Regions from separate parts of the Homo sapiens genome. Here region 2 is linked to region 1. Evidence: chromatin loops called from intact Hi-C (ENCODE). Cell type or tissue: mammary epithelial cell. All regions are shown on one strand. Links, peaks and the distances in the headings refer to the core of each region. The heading gives the core; the rest is flanking DNA.

Region 1 (10,607 bases), core at 1,233-9,232:
AACCATGATATTGGACTGAAGATTCTTCCACTCTATAGTCATTGGCCTTAACTTCTATGAACACACTTGCTAGAAAAATGATAGGAGACTTTTATTTGGCACAGAATGGAACCTCACACCCAAACCATGGGAACAGAATAGTTTTAATGGCTTTAAAGTCAATGACAGAAATCCAATTCAAACATGTTAAATACACACACACATGTGCACTCACATGATTGAGAAGCCCAGGATTTGGATCCAGGAACTAAGGTCATATTGTTAATGTCTCTTCCACATGTCTCCCCACATATCCAAAGTTCCTACATTAGACCTTTCATGTAGTAAGTTTTCAATGAATCATTACTGAGTGACTTTTTAACTTACTCTATGTGTTTTCTGACGTATTTTCTAAACTGTGCATATCTCAAATTTTGGATAAGGTGTCTAGATTTTTTAAGGTACTTTACAACTTTTTTCTTTTGTTAAACTATGTTCTGTTGAGTCCTGTGAATTTATTCCTCATTGTAAAAGTACTGAACAAAATAAAAAATACATTTGTAGCCCTGCCATCAGATACTTTTGACATCTTGGCCTCATTTTTAAAGTGAGAACATTGATGTTTTCAGAACTTTAAGGTTATGATATTTTTGTATGTCTGAACTTAAAGATGAGCTATGTGTTCTCTGTTACCTTTCTCCTTCAACAGAGGATTGTACAACATTCATATGAGATCATCTGAGAAAAATAGCAGCATGTCCCCTTAAATTTGCCTAAAAATATATAAAATTTTGAGTTAATTAATTGACTGAAACTACAACCACTGGCAATTATTTCTTCTAGTTAACCACTGCCTCATTATCCCAGGCCAAGCTTCTGTCATTCATTTCTTCATGCATTCATTCATTCATTCATTCATCAAACATGTGTTGAACGTGTAATTAGATGTTAGAGATACAGAGTTGAGTGAAACAAATGCAGAGAGGGAATGACAAATCTCATGCATGCTGGTGCAGACTTGATTAATTGAGCGAATATTTATCAGGTATCTCCTAACACTCAAGCATCATGCTAGGCTTTGAAGATATAGTTGTAAACAAGAAAGACAGAATCACTCTCCTTATGGAACTTAAAACATAGTGAAATGGAAAACAAACAGCTGAATAAAGAAGCAAATAAACAGAATAGATGGAGAAGCTCTATGGAGGAGTCATACTTCAGGTCCTGTGACAGGATAAAACTGTAATAAGATTTTGTGGAGATAATTGGTGGTATTTTTAAGAGATGGGATAGCTAGAAGGTCATATGTGATTTTTTTTGAGAACTGAAGGAATGGAAGGATGGGTACAAGACAGCCATGTGAAACAACAGGAAGAGTATTCCAGGCAAAGGAAAAGTATCTGCAGAGACCCATTAACATAAGTTATAGTACGGGAAGGAGATAAGCATGAGTAACGTGTGATAAAACAAGACGGGTGGGGAGAGGTGGGCTAATAAGTCATGCTTTAAGACATGGTAATAAATTTGATGTTTACTCAATTATAATTATGATGTTAATGGATGACTACAATATATCTAATAAATGTTTGTTGCGTAATGGTTCAAAACAGGAGAAAATACACACAGGAAATTGTAAAAGATACAAAATAAAGAGCAGTTTATCATAAGTGTCCCTAGCACATAGAAGTGTATATATAATTATGAAACAATTTCAAAGTTACAGACAAATTAAAAGAATAGTATACAGAATTCCCGTACACCCTTTGCTTAGAGGCTCTTTTTAAGTTTCTCTAATTGTCTCATTAATTTCCTTTGAAGAAAAAGAATGAAACCCAGAATCGGACATGATACCCAGTTGTCAGCTCTCTGATCTCCTGCAATCTGGGACTGGTTCCTGAACTTCCTGGACTTTCATTCTCTAAGTTTGCATGCCAGTCATTTCGTGGAATGACCCTCCGCTGGGGGTTCTCTGGTTTTCTTCGTGATTAGATTCAAGTATGCATTTTTTAATGCATTAAAACACATTAAACATAAACAAAACATAAAACAAAAACACATTAAAACAGATATGGTGTTTTCTTCTGCAGCTTGTACCCTATCCCATGGCTGATGAGGCATGTTTGTGCCACTTCTGGTGATGTAAATTCTGTTCCCTTCATTAATATGGGGCCTGCCTAGTTTGGTGCCCATAGAAAGTTATATACCCCTTATATTTCATAATATTTTGTGGAGAGATAATTTGATACTAAACAAAACTCCATTCTTCTCACTTTCACCACTGGTTTTAGCAGCATTGATATGCCTTTTCTGAATCAATTATGACCATGATTATAACCGTAAAATTTAGATTTTCTATTTCATCATTTTCTACAGCCATTAGTTTGCATTCTATTGTGTAGAAGGACATCACCCCCTTTTTATTCATACATCTATTCATATTAGTATAAACTTGTGGATTTCTGTTTAATTTAGTGAGTTATAATCTCTTAAAATTGTATTTTATTCATTTTGAGGATTAAACAGTCCCAGGTTGTATCCAGTGAGAACCCCTTCAAACTGTCTGTATTTTTTTTTTTTTACAAGTCTTCTTCATTCTTTGAGGACTTCCTTACTTTCTGGTACAACAAAGTGCTTTGGGATTATTCTTTTCCGGACCTCGACCTGGGAGTTGACTGTGTCCTTGACAAGGCCTGGTTGCTTCCAGTAGAGAAATGGTCCAAGACCTGGACATAGTTGCACCCATCACTACTGGGATGCCAGTGATCTTAGGACAGGAGGGGCGAGAGTTTATGTAAATACCTCCAATTCCAGCCAACATGCAAAGTTCATTCTAGCTTTTCTCCCTTTCCATTTTTGGTTGTCCATTCTCAGACAGTGAGAAAGCTTACCAGACTATCTTCTCATTCCACTCCACTCCAATAGCCTCCTCAGGTGGACCACAGTTGCTACCAGACTAATGAAAATAAGTAAAAATAAAAAAGAAGGAAGGCAGATACTGACTTCACATTCTTACTGGTTTTCATAAATGAATTCAGTGGATCCAGAGTGATATAATGTGTATTATTATTTATAAACAATATCCAGCCTATTTTAATCTAAAATTGTTAGTCAACCAATAAGCTTCCCCCTGAGGGTCTTTGAGAGACCAACACCACTGGGTGTCATCTTAACCTAGCCAATGGCTACACGGCTCTATGTCGTAAATGTCTATGCTAAATACCTTGTTATGACAAATGTGATACGAGAGGAATGAATGACATCAAACTGCAACAAAAGTGTGAAGGAGAAATTGATATCTCATAGGGACATAAACGGTTTTCTCACCAGGGCCCAGTTTGTATTCTACCTTGATCTTATTTGGAGAAAAATCTAATACCTAAGAAATTATAAAACTGTTAGATTTGATAGAATTTGCAGAAGACTTTGAACTAAACACATCTAATCTAAAAAATTTCATGATGGAAATGTCAACTTTCTTAACATTCTACTTTCTTTTATTTTCTAATGCCAAATACAAATTCACTCTAAATTCCGTTACAGGGATTTAGAGGCACGTGTTTGAGACATTGACAGTTGTTCAATAGTGGATTTTAAAAGATCATTAGTTTGCAGGAATGCCTGAGAGAGGAAATGCATGATTCATGGAGAAGTATGCCTCACTGACCGATTTTTCAAGGCCTCTTTCATCACCAAAGACAAACTTTGACCCTGAAATCTTCATTATTAATGTATATACAGTTCTGATTCTCTCTGTTTCATTTTTATCTCCACATAGACAAGTCTTTCATCCACCTGTTCAGTCATTCAGTGAATCCCAGTAGGTTCCTTCCATCTCGTAGGCATGGATAAAAAGATGATTAAGAGATATATAGTTTACTCACATGTATTTATCGAGCACTATTGTGTGATAAGAATTATTCTTGCTGCTGAGGATGAAACAGTGAACAAGGCAAACAAGGTTCGTGTTCTCATGGAGTTTGTGGAAGATTGACATGTAAATTAATATCTGCTTTCCAGAAAATAAAAACGCTAGAAAGACCATGAAACAAGCCACTTGATGAAGTGACGGGAATGCTACTTTCTGTTTAGTGATCGAAAAAGGCATCCCTGAAAAAGTGTTGCTGAATCTGAGTGATGGGAAGGAACCCAGTCTAAAGAGATCTTTAGGAGCACATTAAAGGAGCAATAGTCTTTTCTTGTGTGGGTGGAAAGACCACAATGTGAGCTGAAAATTCCACTATAAGATGATCGTGAATTTAGGCATACAGAAATTACTGAGTTCATTAAGGAAGGCTGGGAGCAGGAAGGCTGCACAGAGGGCAAGATTTCATAAGGCCTGCTGATGTATCAGAACTTCTTAAGCAGGTTAGAGGGAGAAAGATATTCCAGAAAGTTGACTCATCATGGGCAAAGGCTGAAGCCACAAGGTATGTTCAGGCAATAGAAACTGGTGAGTACACTTAGAGCTTACAATGAAATGAGAGTGTCAATGGGAATGAGCACAAAAATGAAAACAGAGGATAGACTTATTTATTTTTTTAGTTATGCATTATTTCTTGTGCATTAATAACTTCACATGCAATTCAGATAGTATTTGATGGGTGAGAGTTTTTTAAATAGGTAAATGATCCTTGTAAGTACCTGGATCTAGGATAGTCAAGGTGTTTCTCACCGTGTCTTAAAATTCTTAAGAGAAGCTCAGAAGCTTATGTTTAAAAATGAAGGGATGGCTAAATGAGAAGACCTTGAGTATTCTCATCCCGATTGAACTGGACCTCCTGATTTTTTTATGTATTTAGCACGCTAGGATTCTGTTTTACTTTTTTTTTTGAGGAATAAATTTCACTCTTTAAAAAATAAAAACAAAAAGTTATAAAAATCTGAGAGCTGGGCCAGGCATGGTGGCTTATGTCTGTAATCCCAGCCCTTTTGGGAGGCCGAGGTGAGCAGATCATTTGAAGTCAGGAGTTGGAAACTAGCCTGGCCAACATGGTGAAACCCCATTTCTAATAAACATACAAAAAAAAAATTAGTCGGGTGTGGTGGCGAGCACCTGTTATCCCAGATACTCGGGAGGCTGAGTCAGGAGAATTCCTTGAACCTGGGAGGCGGAGGCTGCAGTGAGCAGAGATCTCACCATTGCACTCCAGCCTGGGTGACAGAGTGAGACTCCGTCTCCAAAAAAAAAAAAAGAAAAAAAAAAAATCTGAGAGTTTTGCTTCTGGCTGTGGCAGGATAACTTCTTTCAGATCATCCCCACAACACACCTATAGTTTATAAATATAAACCTAGGGAAAAATATACCTGGAAGGTACTGCAGAATGCCCAAGACATCTGAGACTTCAGAATAGATCATTTATTATTGGTGCTACTAAATATTCAGCAGGAAAAACAGTTTCCACTTTTCCACTTTTCTCTGTGTTTCTATTTTGGCCCTAAGTAGAAGACTCACCTTTTTCAAAAGTAGTGAGAAGAGCAGTCTCTGGCCTACTATCCAGTTCCACAATTATTAGATTGGTGCCATTTGGATCTAAGCATATGTGATTCAGCTTCTTTTTTCTTCCTTGAATTTGCCTGTGTGTTGGTTACATTTCTACTTCCATATTGCAAGCACCCTTGGGTAAACTATTAGGCCTATATGTGCCCACTGACAACAGCTGACGGCATAAGAAAGTGACTTTGGGTGTCTGCGGGAGTGTCTCTTTTGCTCTTGAGACCGAAACTCTTCTTGGGATAATTCATCCCAAGGATTAGGCTCAGGAAGCACTACAGAGCTTGACATTGGCTGCAGATTGAAGCAAAACTTCCCAATGTAAAGACATTTACTGTAAAAAACGAATAAAGAGGCTGAAATTTTGATTTCCATATGTGTGACTCCTCCCTTTATTTTTCAGTTGGTTCAGAACTCAGAGGGAAAGAAGTGTCACGATCCATTATCTCTCAAATCTCAACACATAATATAAATCAATAAATAATTGGTACTGTAGCTCTACGAGGAGACATTTCCAGGCCTGAATGGTTCATCATTCTCTGCCTTGCATCCCACAGTTCTGCTATACACCACTGAGAAAATGGGCTATCCCACAGGATTCATTTCAACAATTGTTATTGAGTCCTTTCTATTGGCCAAATGTTGGGATATAAAAATTGTATAGTTTAGTAGGGGTGATCAAAGTTGTGTGAGTGAACTAGAATCTATTTCATCTTCCCAGAGAGGCCCGTCCTGATTCTCCTTTATAAATCAGTCTTAACCCTGACTCCAATCTCTATCCACCCATTCATTACTCTCTATTGCATTCTATTTGCTTTGCTGCAATCCATTGTTTATATAACCTTATCTATTTAATTATTAAGTTATATATTGGTGGCCTAAAATGTCAGTCTATGAGGCCCATGGCACTACCTGTTTTAGTCACCACTGTATCCTTCCGAACTACTATATGGTAGTTGTCAATAAATGTGTTGAGAAAATTAATTACCAATTATTGGTAGAATATCACTTTATAAGAAAGTCAATAATAAGATACAGGCTGGGCGCAGTGGCTCATGCCTGTAATCCCAGCACTTTGGGAGGCCAAGGCGGGTGGATCACCTGAGGTCAGGAATTTGAGACCAGTCTGGCCAACATGGTGAAACCCGTCTCTACTAAAAATACAGAAATTCACTGGGCATGGTGGCGGGCACCTGTAATCCCAGCTACACAGGATGCTGAGGCACAAGAATTGCCTGAACCCAGGAGGTGGACGTTGCAGTGAGCCGAGATCGCACCACTGCACTCCAGCCTGTGCGACAGAGTGAGACTCTGTCTCAAAAATAATAGTAATAATAATAAGAAGAAGAAACAATAACATTTTCTACTTTTCCCTTGGAAAATCAAGAAAGGCTAAGAAAAGTAAGAGGCACTAGATGTAGGTTTGAATGAATACTGGATTTTCAGTGTGTATAGAGAACAGCCTAAATACAAACATGGCACAGCACTGAAAAGTCCATTTTGATTCAATGAGCACTGGAATAATGATTAACCTCTATAATCTCAACAATTTGCACATATTTTCAGTGGCATGAATCTTACTAGTTCTTTCCAGTCATTCAAAGACATTTCAAAATACAGGCAAATTCTCTTTTTGGATGAGTACAGAAAAGAACCACGATGCCTAAGGGATTTTTTTAGTCCTTTTTTGTATAGGAAGTTCTATCTGATATTGAAGTGAGCCAATCCTGGCTGCAAGATTGTGGGTCAAGTTTGAGCAACAGTTCACTGAACAATAATTTTCTTCAATTGAATCTTGCTTTTGCTGGGGAAATTCACTCTGCACTGACAGTACTGAGAGCTCCAAAATAAGGGTTATCTATCTTATGCTTTCCAAGTCAAGTCTATCGTTACCACCAGAAATCATTCATTAGCACCTAATCATCTAGGTTGGGCCTTAGCTGTGTCTCTGGAGAAAACAAAATAAATAGACACCCCCATTTCTTTAGATCACCTGTGAATAAATTCTATCATAGTGTCATTACCATTCTATCACCTATAATTCGTTTTTATGCTTGACTTCCCTGTGGGATAATGTGACTTGGTGAATATGGGCTTGTCTTATTTCCCACAATATCCATAGTCCCTGGCACTCAGAAAGGCCTTAAATATTTGCTGAACAAATGAGTTTTGTAAATGGTAACATGAATAAACATAAGGCTATGCAAATCACCATAAACATTGAACAATAAAATATATTGTGCATATATTTGCATGGTTTCTCAAGATTAAATAAGAAATTCATAATGTCCATCATAAAGCCATCGATTAAAACTCCTGTTTAAGTTTACTTTTAAAACGATACTATGGGTTAGAAGTATAAGTATTTAAAAATAGAGCTAGAAAATTAATTGGTTGAGGAATAAGGCATAAATGTGACCACAAATTTCCTGTGCAGACACTTTTTGGGTCTTCACTGGATTTTTATTGCCTGTTATTCTGAATGTATATTCAGAAACTACTGAATGAATATTTTAATTTATTTTTATCTATTGGTTTACTATCCGAGAATGTTTGCATAATTGACACTTTCCCTTGATAATGTATATTAAGGCAAGTGTCTTGATTCAATGACTACAGCATACCAAATTTTTAAAAACTATTAAGCACTTACTGTATGACATGCATTATTCTAATAGCTGGTAATACCACTAGGAATAAATACGTGCTTATTATTAAGGAGCCTAGTCAAGTTTAGTCTACAGATATTGAACATGTTTATATTAGTGTGGTACTTGTTCCAAGCAGTTTGCAACTAGCAGAGGTTAAACAGAAGACATCAAAGTTGAATTTCTCTTTTTTATTTAAGCCTAAATTGTACTTGTGATTTTCAAAAAAAGAATGTCTGGAACTTGTACAATTGTCAGTCAATCTAGCCCAACCAGCATCTTGAGGGAAGTCTTTGCCAAGCCACTGCTGATAAGACCTATGTGAGGCCCATTCCGTCGCCATGCTGACTGCCCAAGGGCACAGGTGTCTCTCCAAGATCACAGGCCAGAATCTGTCTGGCAAAGTATCCAAGGTCGACATGAGAATTTCTACAATCTTACCCCTTCCTCCCCTCACACGAATGAGCCAAGCAATCCTTTTCCCTGAAGTCATATGGCAGCATTATTTTTCTTCAGTATTGGAAAAGAAATAATGTCAGTAAGATCAGGAGACTGTGTACATTGAAGATTTCTTTTTTTATTTTAATTTTTATTTTAAGTTCTGGGGTACATGTACAAGATGTGCAGGTCTGTTACATACGTAAATATGTGCCATGGTGGTTTATTGCACCTATCAACCCATCACCTAGGTATTAAGCTCAGCATGCTTTAGCTATTTTTCCTAATGCTCTCCCTCCCCCAACCCCACCCACCAACAGGGCTCAGTGTGTGTTGTTCCCCTCCCTGTGTCCTTGTGTTCTCATTATTCAGCTCCCACTTGTAAGTGAGATAATGCAGTGTTTGGTTTTCTGTTCCTGCATTAGTTTGCTGAGGATAATGGCTTCTACTCCATCCACATCCCTGCAAAAGATGTGATCTTGTTACTTTTGATGGCTGCATAGTATTCCATGGTGTATATGTACCAAATTTTCTTAATCCAGTCTATCATTGATGGACATTTGGGTTGATTTCATGTCTTTGCTATTGTGAATAGTACTGCAATGAACATACACGTCCATGTATCTTTGTAATAGAATGATTTATATTCCTAATTTCAACAAAAATCATTCAGGTTAGTGGAAGCTGAAGAAGAGTCTTCACTACTTGGTCATTAGAGATATCGCAAAGAACCAAGGGCAGAGAGATGGCTGTGAATCAGGTAGATGATGGAGTCAGAATCTTTTTCTCTTATCTCTAATCTTTTGAAAAAATAAATAGACTTCATTTGTTTTTGTTTCCCTTCTCTTCTTCAGTTACAGTTGGGTAGAAAATATTAGTATCTGTATTTTCTCAGAGTCTCTCCCACCACCCCTGCTAGCTGCTACCAAAATCTGCTATCCTCTTCTTCCCCAGTAATAGATGATATAATCAGAGCACATGGCTGCCTGAAGTGTCTACACTGCACCTCTGGTGCACTGATGTGGTTAACTTCTGGCAAGTGGAATATAAGCAGAGGGAATAACCACAATGTGCAAGAAGTCTCCTAAAAGGGAGTCACATGGAAGAAAAAAAGAACCTCCACCTCCTTTCCTCCACCTTGCTGCAAGTCTGATAGCCAGAACTCAACCAACATGGGGTTGGACCATAGGAAAAGGAAGTAAAAAGGACCATGGAGTAAGATAATAAAAGGCAACAGAGTGGAGTCTGGGCACCTGATACCATACAGCATTGTCACAGCCCTGGAACACTGATTCTTGAGATTTGATATGGTAGTTAAATATGATCTTTTCTAAGCTACTCATACTTTTTTTTTTTCCTGTATTAACTGCTTAACTGAATCCTAACTAATAGAGATACTTTGTCTTCCCCTACCTCTCTACTATTATTTCCTTCTTATATTTTCCTATCCTCTTACTATTTTCAAATCCCTTGGAAAAACCCTTGTTTGTGATCCTACTAACTGGTCCTAAAGCTGACTGCCCCTTAAACCCCGACTATGTAAGAGAACTAGTTAGGGGTTTTGTGTGTAAGTGAAATCGATGAGCTTGACAGATTCCAGTAGAGCACAGATGGGGAGCCTGGACATTCAGAGGAGAGACTTGGAATTATTCACGATATCTCCGGGAATAGTCCTTGAAGACTGAAAATGATTTTTTGCTAGGACAGATAAGCCCAAGTACCTCATGACGCAGGGTATTACGCTTAGAGAACTCATCACCTCATAAAGTCAACTTACTTTCAAATGTCAATAGGTTCAGAAACAGTTTAGAGAGTAGCTCAGTGCTTGATCAATAAGACAAATTTAAGAGCTATCTGGGGTGCAACCCTAATCTAAAGTTGAGGCCAGGGAGTGATCACAAGGTCTTCCCATGGTACATCTTTTATAATTGCCACAAAGAAGAAAATACCTGGAATCAAAAGGCCAAGGATTTGGCCAATAAAGATTCAACATTTTTATCATTATTTCTAAGGAGACAGGGTAAATTGTGCTTGTTTGATAATGCTTATCC
Region 2 (10,607 bases), core at 1,514-9,513, 330 kb before region 1:
ATGAAAGCACAGGAAAGTTGATATTAAAGGCCTTTAAAGGGACAAATCTCAGCACGTTGTACTTTTATGTTTGAAAGGGAGAGAGAGAGACAGGTTCAGGGCCAGAAAGAGCAATGATCCATAAGGCTGGTACTTTGATTAGAGGAAAGGCTACTGGAATCTAGTTAGGCATCCATCCTTTTTACTTTCAATTTCATCCTTAAAAGTTGTCTGGATCAGGCCAGCTCTGTCCGCCAGTTCTTAACTACAAAGAGTTGGGAGATGGTACCTCAAGACAGCCCATCTTCTTCAATCATTTTGAAGGAAACTTTGGCGATAAAAGCAGAACTGTGAGCAGGTACATTTTAATTCATAGTTAACAAAAGAAACCATTTTCATTCTGCATGGCCAAATACCAGGCTATTAAAAAAAATGTATCAATGTGATAGGGGATGCTAAGCAAGGCTGCATATGTGAGTATAACTGACTGGTAAAAAATAAATTGAACATGAAAAGACTAATGCTTTGTCAAAGTGGAACAAAAATGAGCAAGGAATACAAATTGCTGGAGATAATGGTTGCCATGGCAATTGTTTGTCCAGGCCCAAACTGTGGTAACTTAGGTAAGAGTAACAGAAAATGAAAGCTTTTAGTAGCACTTCCCCACTATGATTTTGTTGCTGCTGCAGGCTTGGTTAGTATGACTCAATATCCCTTCCTGGCCCTCTGGAAGCCCCAACACAATTATAATTTGCTAAATAAGGAAGAAGGAGATTTGCTTAAATCCCACTCGGAGCAGCAGGTCGTTTCTGAAATCATCATTATTTACCAAACACACCAGACGTTTCAATGTGGGGTGATGTGAGTTGGCACAATTTTTCTGATGCCCCACTCCCCCAAAAAACAAGTAGCTTCCTTCTACTAAAATATATAGTGGTGGGATTAAAAAAAATCAGGGTTGCAAAATGCTGGATTGAAGAGGTAACACAACACCAGCAGCTCCATTTTCTTTCCTATGCATGGCTATCGATAGCCATTTCTCCCACATGATTACCCATCTGTTTGAGATGCTTACTGCATCATGCAAATGAAATGCACCTGTTTGCAGAAAGACACGAATAATCTGGTTTCCAAGTATTCTTGGCTCTCAAACTTGCCTTTATTGACTCCGTGTGTGTGTGTGTGTGTGTGTGTGTGTGTGTTTTCCTTTCATAATCAAATTATTCTGACTCTAGATTTTCCAAATTCATCTTTTCAACTTTCCTATGAAAGGTGTTTAGGGGAGAAAAACTAAAATAATTAATGAATCACATGGGAAGAGAAGGAGATTTTGGAGGAGAGGAATGGTGTAGAAAATCAGGTTGCCCATTCTCCTATGTTCTGTAACCATAATTTAGAATCTTATCTTGCATGGTTTGTTGGTGAGAAATGTTAACATTTGCATTTCAAGGTAAAGAAAGGCTTTTACTGATGGCCAGTCACCAGGGAAACTTAATGAGAAGTTACAGTGGTTGGATTTGTAGCAACTTGTTTTCTGTAGTATCCAGGCAGCAGACGGCTTTGTGCACACAAATACAGAAAGTGGACTGCTTGTTAGGTATCATATCTAATTAGCTAGAACCCAAAAAACTTCTGCTAATGATATTTTTATGCCAGGAGAGTTTGAGACATTGCACTCCAGTTTGGATGTTTTTAAAGAGTAAGAATCTGCAGGAATTACACACACAAATAAAACTGTTAACAGATACTTAGAGCTGTACACCTGTTACATCATTGGATTCTCACCACAATAGCATGAGGTTGGGTATCAGTTTTCTATTGTTGCTGCAACAAATTATCACAAACTTTGACCTGAAATAACACCGTTGTATTATTTCACAGTTCTGTAGGTCTGAAGTCCAACACACGTTTTGCTGGACTAAAAGCAAGGTGTTTGCAGTGCGTTGTTCCTAACTGGATGCTCTGGGGAAGGAACCTGATATCATGCGCATTCATGGTGTTGACCGAATCTGGTTCTTTGTGGTTACAGGACTGAGGTCCCCGGTTCCTTCCTGGCTGTCATCTGTGACCATCTTTAACTAATGGAAGCCTCTGTCCAGCCCCTGCAAGTAGCCCCTCTGCATCTCTGAGCTAGCTAGAGTATCAAAGCCTTCTGCTTGGAATCTCTCTGACTACTGCCACTTTGCCCTGCCTCCAGGTGCAGAAAGTTCTCTCTAATTAAGGACTCATGATTGGGCCAACCCAGATAACCCAGGGTAATCTCTCTATTTTAAGATCATTGATTAGTATATTCAATTATATCTGCAAAGCTCGTTTTGCCACGTGGCATCACATATTCACAGGTCCCAGAGATTAGGAGGTGAATGTCCTTTTTGGGGGACATTATTCTGGCATAAAAGGTGGGTAATATCATTATCTCCATTTTGCAAAAAGAAGGCACTAGTTAAGGTGGTTAAGTAACCCGACAGAGGTAACACAACTAGTAAATGGCAGAGTCAGAATTCAAATGCTGTCTTGACTCAAGAAGTCAATCTTTCAAATACTATACTGTATTGTTTCCAAGTGACTAATTGGTAATGTAGGTGGAAGTTATTATAAGCACCTTCTCCCTCCTGCCTCCAAATGCATTCCTTAATGTGCAAGTCATTTCATACTGAGCTGGAAATTATTTGTCAGAAAGTATGCATGGAAGAATTAATACTGTGGAGATACTCAGGAGCAATATCAAATAGCCCTTTAATAGCTTTTCATCCAGTTAAATTGATCAAATTGTACTGGAGACGCATGGAAATTCTCAAAAATGCTTCCTCGACCTCCTGTAGTAGATTTCATTATGGTTTCCAATTGGTTCCTCTTTCCTGTTATGGAATTCCATTTCCCTACATTTACTATGACTTAATGATAGATTATGTATATTTCCATGCTCTTTAACACTGGGCTTGCCTGAATAACTTGCTTTGATTATGGAGATATTAAGGTTAATAGTACTAACCAAGCTGTAAATGTATTTGAATAGTTTGTGTTTTTCTCTTGTGTTCCCATGATCTCCCATGAAAAGGACATTCAGTGGGCAGCTGCTAGACCCTGAATATTGAAGGCATGCAGAGTAGAACTAAACCCAACCCACAGCCTAGAGCCCAGCCCAACCCAGCCCAAGCAAATGAGCCAAACCCCACAGACCTGAAATCTATGAATGAGAAAAGTAAGCCCTTGTTTTTGTCAGACACTGAAAATTTCAGAGTTTTCTTTCAATAGTGTAGCAATATTGTGGAAAAAACAAATTCACCTTCCCTGAAGGATCAGCTTTCACTAATAATTTCAATGGTTTAAAAAGCCATATGCTTGGAAGGGAACCAACCGTGTTACCCTATTCATATCTCATAGTTGTCCAGGGGCCTTTCCCTCATAAAGCATTATCCATAGGGGATATGTTTTTTATCTCTTAGTGACTAAACAACATCATCAAATTTTGGAGGAGTCAATGAAGTAAGACAGGAAGAGAAGCAGTAATATTGGACCCATGTCAGAGAGAAAACTTCTAAAAATATTTTCTAAGACATAAATTTGAATCACAATCTGCCATTTACTTTGTAATGTTGACTATGTGAGTTAAATTGTCCAGCGTGGAAAATGTGAATACCTCCCTCATTTGATTATTATAAACAGGAAATGATAAAATGCATCAAAGGCCTGCAGCACAATGTCTAGTATATAGTAAGAGCTCAATAAATGCTAGCTACTAAACACTGACAGTAAGGAAAAGATGTTTGCATTTGTTCATTCATTCATTATTTCAGCCTCTGCAAAGATATCACAGATGCTTGCTTCCTTCCTTCCTTCCTGCCTGCCTGCCTTTCCATCTCCTCTTTCCCTCCTTTCCTCCCTTCTTCCTTTTCTTCCTTCCTTCTTTACTTCTTCATTTCTTCAACGTCTAGGCACTGGAAATTTAAAATGTTTGAGAGGCACAGAGCTAAGCCATAGTTAGATAAGTGGACTAATGAACAACTGCAATTTTCACTTTAAAAAGGAAGAATAATGGTTGGCTGGGCCTGGTGGTTCATGTCTATAATCCCAGCACTTTTGGAGGCTGAGGAGGGTGGATCATCTGAGGTCTGGAGTTTAAGATTAGCCTGACCAACATGGCAAAACCCCGTCTCTATTAAAAATACAAAATTAGCCGGGTATGGTGGCACATGCCTGTAATCCCAGCTACTTGTGAGGCTGAGGCAGAAGAATCGCTTGGATCTGAGAGACAGAGGTTGTACTAAGCCGAGATTGCCCCATTGCGCTCCAGCCTGGGAAACAAGAGGGAAACTCCATCTCAAAAAATAAAAATAAACAATAAAATAAAAGGAGGAATAATGGGACATGACTTACATGTTTTTACTGATGAGAATAAACTTTGCATTTAGTTAAATTTTAATATGCAGCTTTCATCTCAGTGAAGATATGTATTCAGGTTATTAAACAATGGCCATCATCATATGGTAGACTTCTAGAAGGGGAGCCAATAGTTATGATTTCTTTGTGGCTAACATTTCTTACAATCTAGGTACTCCAAAGAGTCCAATATTATGAAAAACATGGGTCCAATAATCATAACTGAGCTTGGGTCCAATATTACTGCTTCTTTTCCTGTCTTCCTTCATTGACTCCTCCAGAACTTTGCTATGTTATTTAGTGACCAAGAGATAAAAACCATCCCTAGAGATAATTCTCTGTTAGAGAAAGACCTCTGGACAACTATGAGATATGAGTAGTGTAACAGGGTTGGTTTCCTTCAAAGCACAGGGCTTTTTAAACCATTGAAATTATTAGTGAAACTGATCCTTCAGGGAGGGTGAATTTGTTTTTTCCACAATATTGCTACACTATGAAAAAAATCCTGAAATTTTCAGTGGCTGACAAAAACTGGGCTTTAGGGATCCATGACTTCTGATTTTGTATCAGATTTTACTTATGTGTACAAATGTTGTCTGAGAAGAATATCCACAGGTTTTATCAAGTTTTTCATAATCTTAATCTAATTTTTAAACTTCAGATGATATTCTTAATATTTAACAAGATATTAAGAATTGCTGCTCTTCTACAAGCCACTTAACCTTATGTGTGTCATATCTGTATAATGAGGTTATTATTCTTTAACTCAGAAAATTATGAGAAAATTATGAGATGAAAAAATGTGTAAAATTTGAACTATACAAAGAAAGGTCTCATGAGATCCCTGCTTTTCCATATCATGACCAGGAAGTCTAAATTTAATTGTATGTCAGTCTCTACTTCTACTAGTTAAGTGTTGATAAGTTTTCAACGCAGAACATTCGGAGCTCAGCAAGCCTGTGGTTTCCAGTGCTTGAAATGTTCAATAATCACAGTGTGATTTGATTTCTCTCCACTGGGTCTCTTTAAAGTTAGAAAGGTAAACATCCTAGGCTACTTTTTATCTCAGCTTAAACCTAATGGAGCTAGAGCCATCTCATTTTCATGAGACATTGGTGGCACAGTGATAGTAAGTTTCTTCCTAGCAACTCAATTATTTCTAATGATTTACACAAGATAATCACCGTTGATAAATATCCAAATTCTTAGAATGAGGAACTATCTCTTTCTATGTCCAGTTTTATATCTTCCATTGGTTGAAGCTTTTGCTGGTGATCAGATGTCAGAGATGTGGAATTGTCAACGAGAATGGGAGGAGAAGAGACGAACAGGGAGTAAAGATGTAAACATCATGCATCCTTGAGTGCATGAAAGCAGAAATAATCTGATTGTGTTGTCCAGGACTCTGGCTTAAAGTAAAAGAAACTAAATTCATCATGACTAACAGTCCAATGTGTTTTATGCTTCAGGGATGGCTGGTTCCAGAGGATTTTAGGATTTTTAGATAATGTGTTTCCCTTGCTGTCTCTTAACTTAGCCACTCTATTTTTTGGCCTCCTGCATCGCCCAGCTCTCTCCACATGGTGGCTTCCTGCAGCGACAGATTTGTATTATTTTACAGTTCATAATGCCAACAGAAAGTGAGTTCTCTTTTTGATTATTTTATCTGAAGTCCTAGAATTAAGTCTCATTGGCCTATCTTGAGTGTTAAACACATAAAATACCCAATTAATATGCTCAAGTCATGGAACCCTTTGATGAATCAAATGTATTTCATGTACCCACAGCCAGAGCTAGAGCATAATAAGGTTAACTCACAGGACTTACATGGTACCCCACAGGAAAATCAAGTCTCAAACAAATGGGACAGCCAAGAACAAGAACTGTCTACTGCATTGTGCTTAAAAACTAGCCTATAAAAATCATGTTGAGTTTTTATTGAATCATCAAATATTAAAAATCATAGGGACTTTGAATCTTCTATTTCAAACTTCTCTTTTTATAGATGTAAATTCTGAAACAGGAACGACTTCAGAGGCCAGTCTAGAGTCAGACAGCAAGTGATAGTGCCAGAAAAGGAAACTGGGACTCCAAGCTCTTATGCTCCATTGTCTGGGGAAAATGTTTACATTCGTAGATAAAGACACAGCTATTATATTTATCATGGAGCAAATTTTCCTCTTATTGCTTTTTTCTGTCCTCCTTTCATTCAGTACATATTTATTGGAGAGCTACTGTATCATCCAAGGCTTTCACCCCTAACTCTTTATTGAGTCCTTGCACTGTACTTAGCCTTGATTCAACATATATTTGATAAGCAGCCTATATGCTAAATATGTAGCTGGGATTGGAAATAAAATTAAGGATAACATATTCTAGATGAGAAGCAAAACAATCAATTAAAAATATAAATTATGGCAAGGGCTTTGAGGCAAATGACACGTAAGATGTAATTTGGAAAAGATAGAGATGTTAAAAAATTAACCTGAAAGATAGGGAGAAATTAGCTATACAGCACGCTAGGAGGAAGTGTATTTTAGGGGAAAGGATTCTCAGAAGGGCTGTGGCTAGAAGTTCAAAAAACACATTTGGTAAGAGCTTAGAGAAGGAGTTAAGAAAGTTTATAAATGTTCATGGCCTTGTAAGCCATATGGTATCTGCTATCCAACCCTACTGTTGAAGCATGAAAACAGCCATATGCGATGTGTAAACAAATAAGTATGACTGTGCTACAATAAAACTTTATTTATAAAACCAGGTGGCAGACAGAATTTGCTGACCCCTGGCATAGAGATTGAGAGGGAGAAGCAGGAGATGACATTGGAAGATAGGAAAGAATTTTGAAGGCAAGAGGACCACTGTGGCTTTAGGTCTTGAAGGATCTAAGTTTTTGCCTAAAAATATTATTATTTTTTTTTTTTTTTGAGACGGAGTCTCTCTCTGTCGCCAGGATGGAGTGCAGTGGTGCGATCTCAACTCACTGCAACCTCCACCTCCTGGGTTCAAGCAATTCTCCTGCCTCAGCCTCCTGAGTAGCTGGGACTACAGGTGTGCACCACCATGCCCAGCTAATTTTTGTATTTTTTTAGTAGAGACGGGGTTTCACCATGTTGGCCAGGATGGTCTTGATCTCTTGACCTTGTGATCCGCCCGCCTCGACCTCACAAAGTGCTAGGATTACGGGCTTGAGCCACTGCGCCCGGCCAAGAATATTATGATTTTAAGAGTGGTTCTTTTTTCATGTTGTTCTTCTTTTAAAATTTATCATAAACATTTAAATAGCAGGTCATGTTAGAGGTCGTCTCCGTGGTATGGTTTGGGGATGACAAAACATGCCCCCTCTTTGGCTCCAGTCATATTTTCTATACACCTTCTTTGTGCGAGGTTCTCTCACTTGGCTTTACGTTCCATTATTCCTTTCGGCTGAAAAATACAAATGGAGAATTATGGACAAATAAGATGACAGCAATAACAAAAATTAATCCTGAAAATATATGACTGCTCTCAGGGTATGAGATTGGTGACTAGGGAACAGCTCCAAGCATGTCCCTTCCTTAGGATTTCTCTGAAGTGAAATGTTAAATAAATGTGAGACAATCTTCTATTTTTCCATAGAGAAGGTTTCATTTAATTTGCATTTCAGTGGTATGGTGGTATTTTTCTGACCATGATGGTAGCATATTGGTGAGAGAAATCAAATACATCATTTTTTTTTTGAAATTCAGATTGTGAAACAGAATAATATTCATGTTTACTAATGGAATAGAGGAAGGATAAAAATCAAAGGACCAGAAGAAACTTTGATGCACTGTAATCAAAAAAGAAAGTGGATTTAAAACAATTAAGGACACGTAGTTCATTGAGGAGACTTCCCACAGGAAACAAATTGCTGGCCCACAGTGCCAAGATTCTTCAATCATGTCAGAATACATCTTGATTATCAGTAGCTGAGGTTGATTGGTACACTTTGCTACACTTTGCTACTCTCCTGTTTAGCAGTTTTAGGAGAAAATGAAAGCAGTATCAAGGTAAAAACCTAGCACATTCATCAGTCGAAATTTGCTCATCAAAAGCATTGGTTGTTCTAATGATATTGTTGACACTGATATGCGTGTCAAAAAGGAGTATCCTCCTCTGACGCAGGGAAGTTGAGGGCTTTGTTGAGAAAGTTTAAGCAGGGAGACGTGGTGGAGTTTCGACTGTTTGGTCCATCCCTATCGCTGTCATTTTAAAGGACTTTCAGTTCTGTCTGTTCAACCATGTTCTGTAAAGTTCAAGAGGAATTTAATTTCGGTTTTCTCTCAAGCCTAAAATGTATGATTATAATTCATCATGAAATACCAATGGATATTTGATTAACAGGAAATTGAACTCATATTGTTTTTGGTTGTATGGGTTTTCAAGTATTCTGCACCTTAGTAATATTTTATTTACTAATATTTTAAAGTAACTTTCCCCCCATCATATAAGAGTAATACATGTTTATTGATTTGGAGAATAAAATGGAATGATAAAATAAGTATAAAGCAGTGCATAGCCTTTTCCTTAGTCAAATATTGTATCATTTGATGTAGATTCTTCTAGCTTTTCTTTCCTTTTATGTGTATGTGCTTTTATAAATATGTATGTGTACAAATTTTTCTCATTTGCATAAATGTAGACTATGTTATACACACACTTTTATGAATTGTATTAGAAACTATCTTTCATTAACATTTCATAACATTTTTCTTTCTCAATAGTGGTAGTATCTGGTTGAGAGATAAAACAACATCTCTTTCATTAGAATTGTTTTTTTCTTTCATTTAAGTTCTTGGGTGCATGTGCAGGATATGCAGGTTTGTTACATAGAAAAACACGTGATGGGTTGGCCCAGCATGAATTTCCTATTTTTCATGATGCTCTCCTTCCGCCGATTATCCCCCACAGACAGGCCCCAGTGTGTGTTGTTGCCCTGTTATCCATGTGTTCTCATTGTTCACTTCCCATTTACAAGTGAGAAATGCAGCGTTTGGTTTTCTGTTCCTCTGTTAGTTTGCTGAGGATAATGGCTTCCAGCTCCATCCATGTCCCTGCAAAGGACATGATCTCATTTCTTTTTATGGCTGCATAGTATTCCATGGTGTATATGTACCACACTTTTTTTAATCCAGTCGATGATTGATGGACATTTGGGTTGATTCCATATATTTGCTGTTGTGAATAATGCTGCAGTGAACATATGTGTGCATGTATCTTTACAACAGAATGATTTATATTCCTTTGGGCGTATATCCAGTAATGGGATTGATGGGTCAAATGGTATTTCTGGTTCTAGGTCTTTGAGGAATTGATTGCCACACCATCTTTCACAATGGTTAAACTAATTTACACTCCCACCAACAGTGTAAAAGCATTCCTCTCTCTCTAAGCCTCACCAGCATCTGTTGTTTCTTTACTTTTTTTTCTTTCAGACACACAGCTCTGATGTTTATTGACTTTTTAATAATTGCCATTCTGCCTGGTGTGAGATGGTATTTTATTGTGGTTTTGATTTGCATTTCTCTGATGAACAAAGATGTTGAGCTTTTGTTCATATGTTTGTGGCTGCATAAGTGTCTTCTTTTGAGAAATGTCTGCTCATGTCCTTTGCCCAATTTTTAATGGGTTTTTTTTTCTTGTAAATTTGTTTAAGTTATTTGTAGACTCTGGATATTAGACCTTTATCAGATGGATAGATTGCAAAAATTTTCTCCCATTCTGTAGGTTGTCTCTTCTTTCTGATGATAGTTTCTTTTGCTGTGCAGAAGCTCTTTAGTTTATTTAGATATCATTTGTCAATTTTTGCTTTTGTTGAATTTGCTTTTGGCATTGTCATCATGAAATCTTTGCCCATGTTTATGTCCTGAATGGTATTGCCTAGATTTTCAAGGGTTTTTATAGTTTTGAGTTTTACATTTATTTATTTAATTTTTTTTAGATGGAGTTTTGCTCTTGTTGCCCAGGCTGGAGTGCAATGGCATGATCTTGGCTCACTGCAACCTCCTCTCTCTGGGTTCAAGCAATTCTCCTGCCTCAACCTCCCGAGTAGCTGGGAATACAAGCACCCACCACCACACCAGGCTAATTTTTTGTATTTTTAGTGGAGACGGGGTTTCACCATGTTGGCCAGGCTAGTCTTGAACTCCAGACCTCAGGTGATCCACCCGCCTTGGCCTCCCAAAGTGCTGGGATTACAGGTGTGAGCCACTGCACCCGGCCCACATTTA

What was found. Hi-C counts contacts between places; a loop is a spot of excess contacts. Peaks named below come from ENCODE experiments on the same cell type or tissue, not always from the same donor. Only the 100,000 strongest peaks of a DNase experiment are listed, where the experiment ranks them.
Region 2: it touches region 1 in a loop (2.4-fold over the local background); 2 of 110 quality-filtered maps call a loop at or near these places.

What each region holds. Positions count from the first base shown.
Region 1 is chr20:55,382,522-55,393,128 of GRCh38, forward strand. No RefSeq gene overlaps it. Among named protein-coding and RNA genes, the nearest start is that of LINC01440, 35 kb to the right of the region's middle. In mammary epithelial cell, for the core only: no CTCF peak of the experiment used is centred there; a DNase peak (open chromatin) is centred at 4,380.
Region 2 is chr20:55,052,054-55,062,660 of GRCh38, forward strand. No RefSeq gene overlaps it. Among named protein-coding and RNA genes, the nearest start is that of LINC01440, 370 kb to the right of the region's middle. In mammary epithelial cell, for the core only: a CTCF peak has its summit at 5,940; a DNase peak (open chromatin) is centred at 2,598; H3K27ac peaks cover 254 bases.